Regions from separate parts of the Homo sapiens genome. Here region 1 is linked to region 2. The links are chromatin contacts, found by Hi-C or POLR2A ChIA-PET in ENCODE. All regions are on one chromosome and are shown on one strand. Each heading gives the region's core, a stretch centred on a gene start or an enhancer-like site at or near the end of the contact. The rest is flanking DNA. Distances are from core to core; before and after follow the strand shown.

The links. Hi-C counts contacts between places; a loop is a spot of excess contacts on that map. ChIA-PET counts read pairs that join two places held with the same protein, here RNA polymerase II (POLR2A).
Region 1: a loop to region 2 is called in a map of psoas muscle, with 21 times the contacts of the local background. The contact joins the promoter of TRIM31 here to the promoter of ZSCAN16 in region 2. A Hi-C loop is called at or near these places in 1 of 168 maps with a recorded cell type or tissue (psoas muscle). POLR2A ChIA-PET finds 5 or more read pairs at or near these places in 1 of 52 experiments (H1).

Annotation. Positions count from the first base shown.
Region 1 is chr6:30,111,830-30,114,630 of GRCh38, reverse strand. TRIM31 (tripartite motif containing 31) reads left to right here and starts at 1,541. Exons shown (of 9, transcript NM_007028.5): 1 at 1,541-1,567; 2 at 1,743-2,242. The coding sequence starts at 1,826. TRIM31-AS1 (TRIM31 antisense RNA 1) reads right to left here. Exons shown (of 4, transcript NR_126470.1): 3 at 2,792-2,801; 4 at 1-60. RefSeq lists an enhancer at 899-2,098.
Region 2 is chr6:28,123,249-28,125,948 of GRCh38, reverse strand. It overlaps ZSCAN16 (zinc finger and SCAN domain containing 16), which reads right to left and starts at 1,340. Exons shown (of 4, transcript NM_025231.3): 1 at 1,272-1,340; 2 at 119-536. The coding sequence starts at 505. The region is part of intron 1 of ZSCAN16-AS1 (ZSCAN16 antisense RNA 1); the gene reads left to right. RefSeq lists an enhancer at 1,195-1,696.

The sequences.
Region 1 (2,801 bases), core at 292-2,791, 2.0 Mb before region 2:
GAGCATCGACTTCTCCAGAGAATTTGCTTAAGATGTCAATCATCAGGCTCCACCAAGGACCTGTTGAAAGAGAAAGTCTCTACTGGAGTTCAGCAAATCTGAATTTTAACAAGTTTTCCAAGTGATTCTGAAGAATACTGAGTTCCTTTTTTGAGAAAGGATAAAGATAATTTCTTACAGGTGAGACTTAAATGAGGTAATATAAGCAAAATAAATCTATAAATCAGAGTCATAATGTCAAATGCCTTCAAGGGCCAAGGAGACGTGAGGTAGCAGAGCGGTGGGGAACATAGCCACCCTCTCTAAAGGCATCTACATTATCATTATTTTCTAAATCATCATGCCAGTCAAACAAAACCTGTCAAAAGTTAAATTCTGCTTCTAGGGGCCAGCAGTTTAGGAGTGTAAGTAAAACAATTTACAGATGTTAGACTGTTTTAATTTAACCCTAAAACAAACAAAAAGAAAGGTCTGGAGGTATAACATTTCTGAAAGTCTTTGGTTTACAGCAGTTGCTATAAGGGGAGCCACATAATTTATAGTCCAAACTGGACATTTCTGAAAGTGAAAGGAGGTGCTATTAATAATTACACCAGGACAAAGTGAAACCCAGGATGGTTCCAGGCAAAGCAGAGTGTATGATCACTCTGGCTATTATTATAATAATCATCCACAAGCCCTGTTTGACCTAAGATTAAGATCAGACAAAAATTAATGGTGTACTTCTTGCTGGGGACAGACGGCTGATAATGGAGAGTGAGGAGGTGAGGGTGGAAGCTATACCAAGAGAAGGGGTAGGGAGGAAGCACCCTTTTCCTTAAGACAAGAGGCAAGGAGGGAAGGTTAGGACATGAATGTACAGAAGGGAATGTATGTAACACTGGTTGATATATTCCTAGTCATAACAAAAGCCATAGAAGGCAAGTCAGGGATCAGAGAAGCACCAAGAAGGAAGAAGAAGAACATATAGACAGAATTGGCAAAGCAAAGAATGGGCACGGAGACACCAGCATACTGGAGACATACAGAGAAAAAATCAACAGAGGACAGACTACTACAGGTGTTGTGGGGAGACAGAAGATCACCAGGGGCAAGAGCAAAGTGCAAAAACAAAGAACAACTCTTTAGAAAGGAAGTTCCTTGCCTATCCTACTGAGCTAGGGAGTGGTTGGTTGACCCTGTGACTGGAAATTCCCCAAGGTAGGTGATGATAACCTCCACATTTTCACAAAATTCTGTGAGGAGCCAAAGCACCTGAGGTAGAGAATTGCCCTTCCCCTACTTTCCAGATGCTCTACCAAGGCTTGAACTTTGCATACAAGATGCCCAAAGCATTGCAGTGAACTGGCTGTGACCTTTCAGTAGGCATCACCACCCACCCCTCCACTCCCTACTCAGAGCTGATTGGGAAATCCCCCATAAGTGGTGTTTGGTGCCCCGGTCATTCTGATCTTAGTCAACCACCATACAAACATACCTTTAGTCCAAAGTTCAGGACAACTTATTTCACTTTATAAGCAGCCTATTACACATTCAAAGTATCCATTTGTTCTCAAGAGGTAGCAAGGTAGGACTGCCCATCTGTTTTCCTCTCTTTATAATATTTTCTAGATCCTAAATTTTACGCTTTTCTATCATTTCTTTATTTTTTTCTCCCTCTTCTTTTCCTCTCTCTCTGCTCTTCTAACTAATTGGCAGAATCTCTGACCTCCACTTTCTCTGACTCCCTTCTCCCTTCCTAGAAACAGTATCCACAGTGGACTCCGGGGCTCCTACAGACTTGGCACAGCTTCCTACAGTCTTGAAACAGCCCTGTTGTTCTGTCATGGCCAGTGGGCAGTTTGTGAACAAACTGCAAGAGGAAGTGATCTGCCCCATCTGCCTGGACATTCTGCAGAAACCTGTCACCATCGACTGTGGGCACAATTTCTGCCTCAAATGCATCACTCAGATTGGGGAAACATCATGTGGATTTTTCAAATGTCCCCTCTGCAAAACTTCCGTAAGGAAGAACGCAATCAGGTTCAACTCGCTGTTGCGGAATCTGGTGGAGAAAATCCAAGCTCTACAAGCCTCTGAGGTGCAGTCCAAAAGGAAAGAGGCTACATGCCCGAGGCACCAGGAGATGTTCCACTATTTCTGCGAGGATGATGGGAAGTTCCTCTGTTTTGTGTGTCGTGAATCCAAGGACCACAAATCCCATAATGTCAGCTTGATCGAAGAAGCTGCCCAGAATTATCAGGTAGGCATTTGAGGTTTCTTCCCTGTTCCCCCATCAGCCCAGGAGTTCAGTGAGGCCCTGGAAACTGCTACCTTCCCACTGAGGGTTTGCACCCCATTGCCCCCACCCCTTGGGCTTGAGTGGGCAGCTCGCAGTCAGGCACAGTGGGTTCAAAGAGCTGAGTCTGGGGAACTGCTGACTCTCTAAATCAAGGTGCAATGGAGAATGGAAAGGATGTGAAAATTTGACTCAGAAGGTTTGGGCTCAAGCCCAGTCTTGTGAGTTTACTGTACAACCTGCAAGGAATCACTTTACCTCTCTGAGCCTCAGGTACCTCACCTTTCAAATGGCAAAAACAAAACAACTCTCTTAAAGTTGTTGGTAGGACAGATGAAGGGAAGTTTGTAGTTCTTTGATAATTCCAAAGCACCATCCATAGTCCTAGTTAGTCATAAATAACTATGTTCTGGTCATTTAGGTCACTTAGGCTCCAGATTTCTCCCTTCTCAGCAACCCCTTTCCCCGCCAGCTTGAGAAAGGCGAGTCCTTAATAATTACACAAGGACTCACCTGGAGAGTG
Region 2 (2,700 bases), core at 91-2,590:
CTTCCTATGCCTTGTTCTTTAGAGGATAAATATTTTCAGATGTTCTTTCATATGCCTTTTGCTTTGGCTCCATCCATATCCCCTGATCACTCACAGCCAGATGACTGCCCCTTCACACCTGCTTTCCAGGTTCATCAAGCTCTCTCTCCAGATCCTCCAGTACCGTCACTGCCTCCTCTCCAGTCTCTGGATGGTGTGCACGCACCCATGCTTGCAGGTCTTTAGGAAGAATGCTCAGGAACTGTTCTAGCACCAGCAGGTCTAAAATCTGCTCCTTGGTGTGGCATTCTGGCCTCAGCCACTGACGGCAGAGCTCCCACAGCTGGGTAAGAGCTTCACGGGGTCCAGGTGCATCCTGATAGCAGAGCTTCCTGAAGTGTTGTCTATAGAGTTCCCTCCTGTGAGGACTGCACTTTTGTGAGCTGGAATCCTGTCCCCAGTAATGGTCCTCTGCCTTAATTATCAGAAGTCCTTTTTGGTCCTCAGGTTCCAGGGCTGTGGTCATTCTGGGCTTTGCCAGGAGATTTATCCTCTATCTGGGATTGAGTCAAAGAGAATCTCTTAGAATCCTGCCTCAGAGACACTCCTAAGGCATAAAAAGTTGTTACCATAGAGAAATTACAAAAATTTCTGTGAACATAAACACATCATAATGAAGCCAAGCCACCAGAAGTCAATCAGAGAAAACAGTCTTATAGGAAGCTGAAACAAAACAAAACAAAACAAAACAAAAAACAGTGACGCAGGGATATGATTTGAATCTGTGCTCTATTGTGTAACTTAGAGGAAGTTATTTATCTGGACTAGAACTACAGATCCTCAGGTACAATTCTCATGTGTGTTACAGGGTTGATATACAGATTACATGAGAACGTATGCAACGTCCCTGGCATGGCAGCGGGCACTAGTAAGCACTAAATAAACGCCAAGTATTATTAACGGCTTTGTTAAAAGGCTCTTCATTCTGTTACCATGAGATGCACGGGCCAGCTTGTGCCCCCAGGATTCACTGGTTATAGGATATGTGTGCCAACCCTGGAAGGGGATCAGACAGATGCCTCTGCAGAGGAACCCGCAACCAGTGTCCCCCTTCCACCCATCCTCTCCCGGAAGGCTGGGCCAAATCCTCTCCTGTAGATCTGTTGGGGGGCGGAGGGAGGGACAGGAGTGTTACACTCTGCCCGCGACAGGGAGGTGTGGGGAGGGTGTTGCTGCTGACCACAGCTGCGTCTTGTCCCCTTTTCTCCACCTGGGAGCCGGGAGACACTCACCTTACGCGCAGGGAGGAACAGGTGCAACAGCTAGCGTCCTTTGGACAGCCCCGAACAAAGACTAGACTCAAAGACACCAATCGGCGCCCGGCCGCTTCAGCCGGGCACTTCCGGGCCGCTCTAGGAAGCTTCGCCTCTGTGGCAGCTTGAGTGCTTGCCTCCTCGGCCCTAGCCAGTGGAGGACCCGGCTTTTACGCCTCGTATTGATGGGATTGCGGGATCTGCGAGCAAGTCTTATTTGTACTTCTTTAAAACGTTTTTCGGTTTAATTATTGAGTAATATGGATAAGTAATGCATTCACATACATTTATTAAAAAGAGTAAATGTCCCCCAGCGTCTAGTTTGACAATATTTTTCGTGACTTGTATATCCTTCCGTAGATATATTACACCGTTATAGATTGTCCGCGCTTTTTCCCCTCTGCACAAATAGTAGCACTTCTGTACCTTTCTTATTTTTCTTTTTACCAGGTGGTCTTGGTAAAGGCTGTACATAAGTGTTTCCTTGATCTTGCTCTTTTTTAAACAACTGCACGGTATTCAACTGTGTATTATGTTCTATAATTTGTTAATAAGTACCCCATTGGTGGTCATGAGGTTGTTTCCAATTCTTCTTTTTCAAACATTGCTGCAATAACTTACTGTGAACTCACATCATTTTTCATGTGTAAGGATATATCCATAGTCTGTATGTCTAGAAAGGGAATTACTACAGCATAGAATAGGGAAATTTGTACTTTTGTTAATGCCAAATCACCAATCATAGGATCTACTAGCAGTATTCTTATTTACCTATACTTGTCAACACAGTGTTATAAAATATTTTGATCTTTGCCAAATTGATGGGTGAAAAATGCTCTTAGTTTTTTACTCCCTCTTCTCCTTTCTTACACAAATATTGATTTATCTACTATGCCAGGCACTATTGTGGAAGCTGGAACTAATTTTGAGCAAAACAATGCCCTTCCTTTCATGGAATTTATAATCTTGTGTGTGTGTGTATGTGTGTGTGTGTGTGTGTGTGTGCTGGGGAGGCAGGCAATAAACCAAAAAATATACATAGTGTATAGAGAGTGGATATCAGTTCTAAGGAGAAAATAAAGGAAATAGGGAATTTGGGGTGAGAATGAAGTGATGCAATTTAAATAGGATATTCATGGAGGACCTGACTAGGAAATTGACATTTGAGCAAAGATTGAGGGAGCTGAGGGAATGGGCCATCAGGGATAAAGATGTTTCAGGGAGAGGGATAACAAATGCAAAAGCCTGGAGTGGAGTGTGTTTTAAGTATTTTGGGCAAAGGAAGGGTGCTTGTTTTTCTGGAGCTGAGTGAGCAAAAGAGCGTTGGGTGGAGAGATAGTGAGAGCCTTGGGTGAGTGCAAGGGTATTTTTACTCTAAAATGATAAAATGATAAGCTACTCAGTTTAT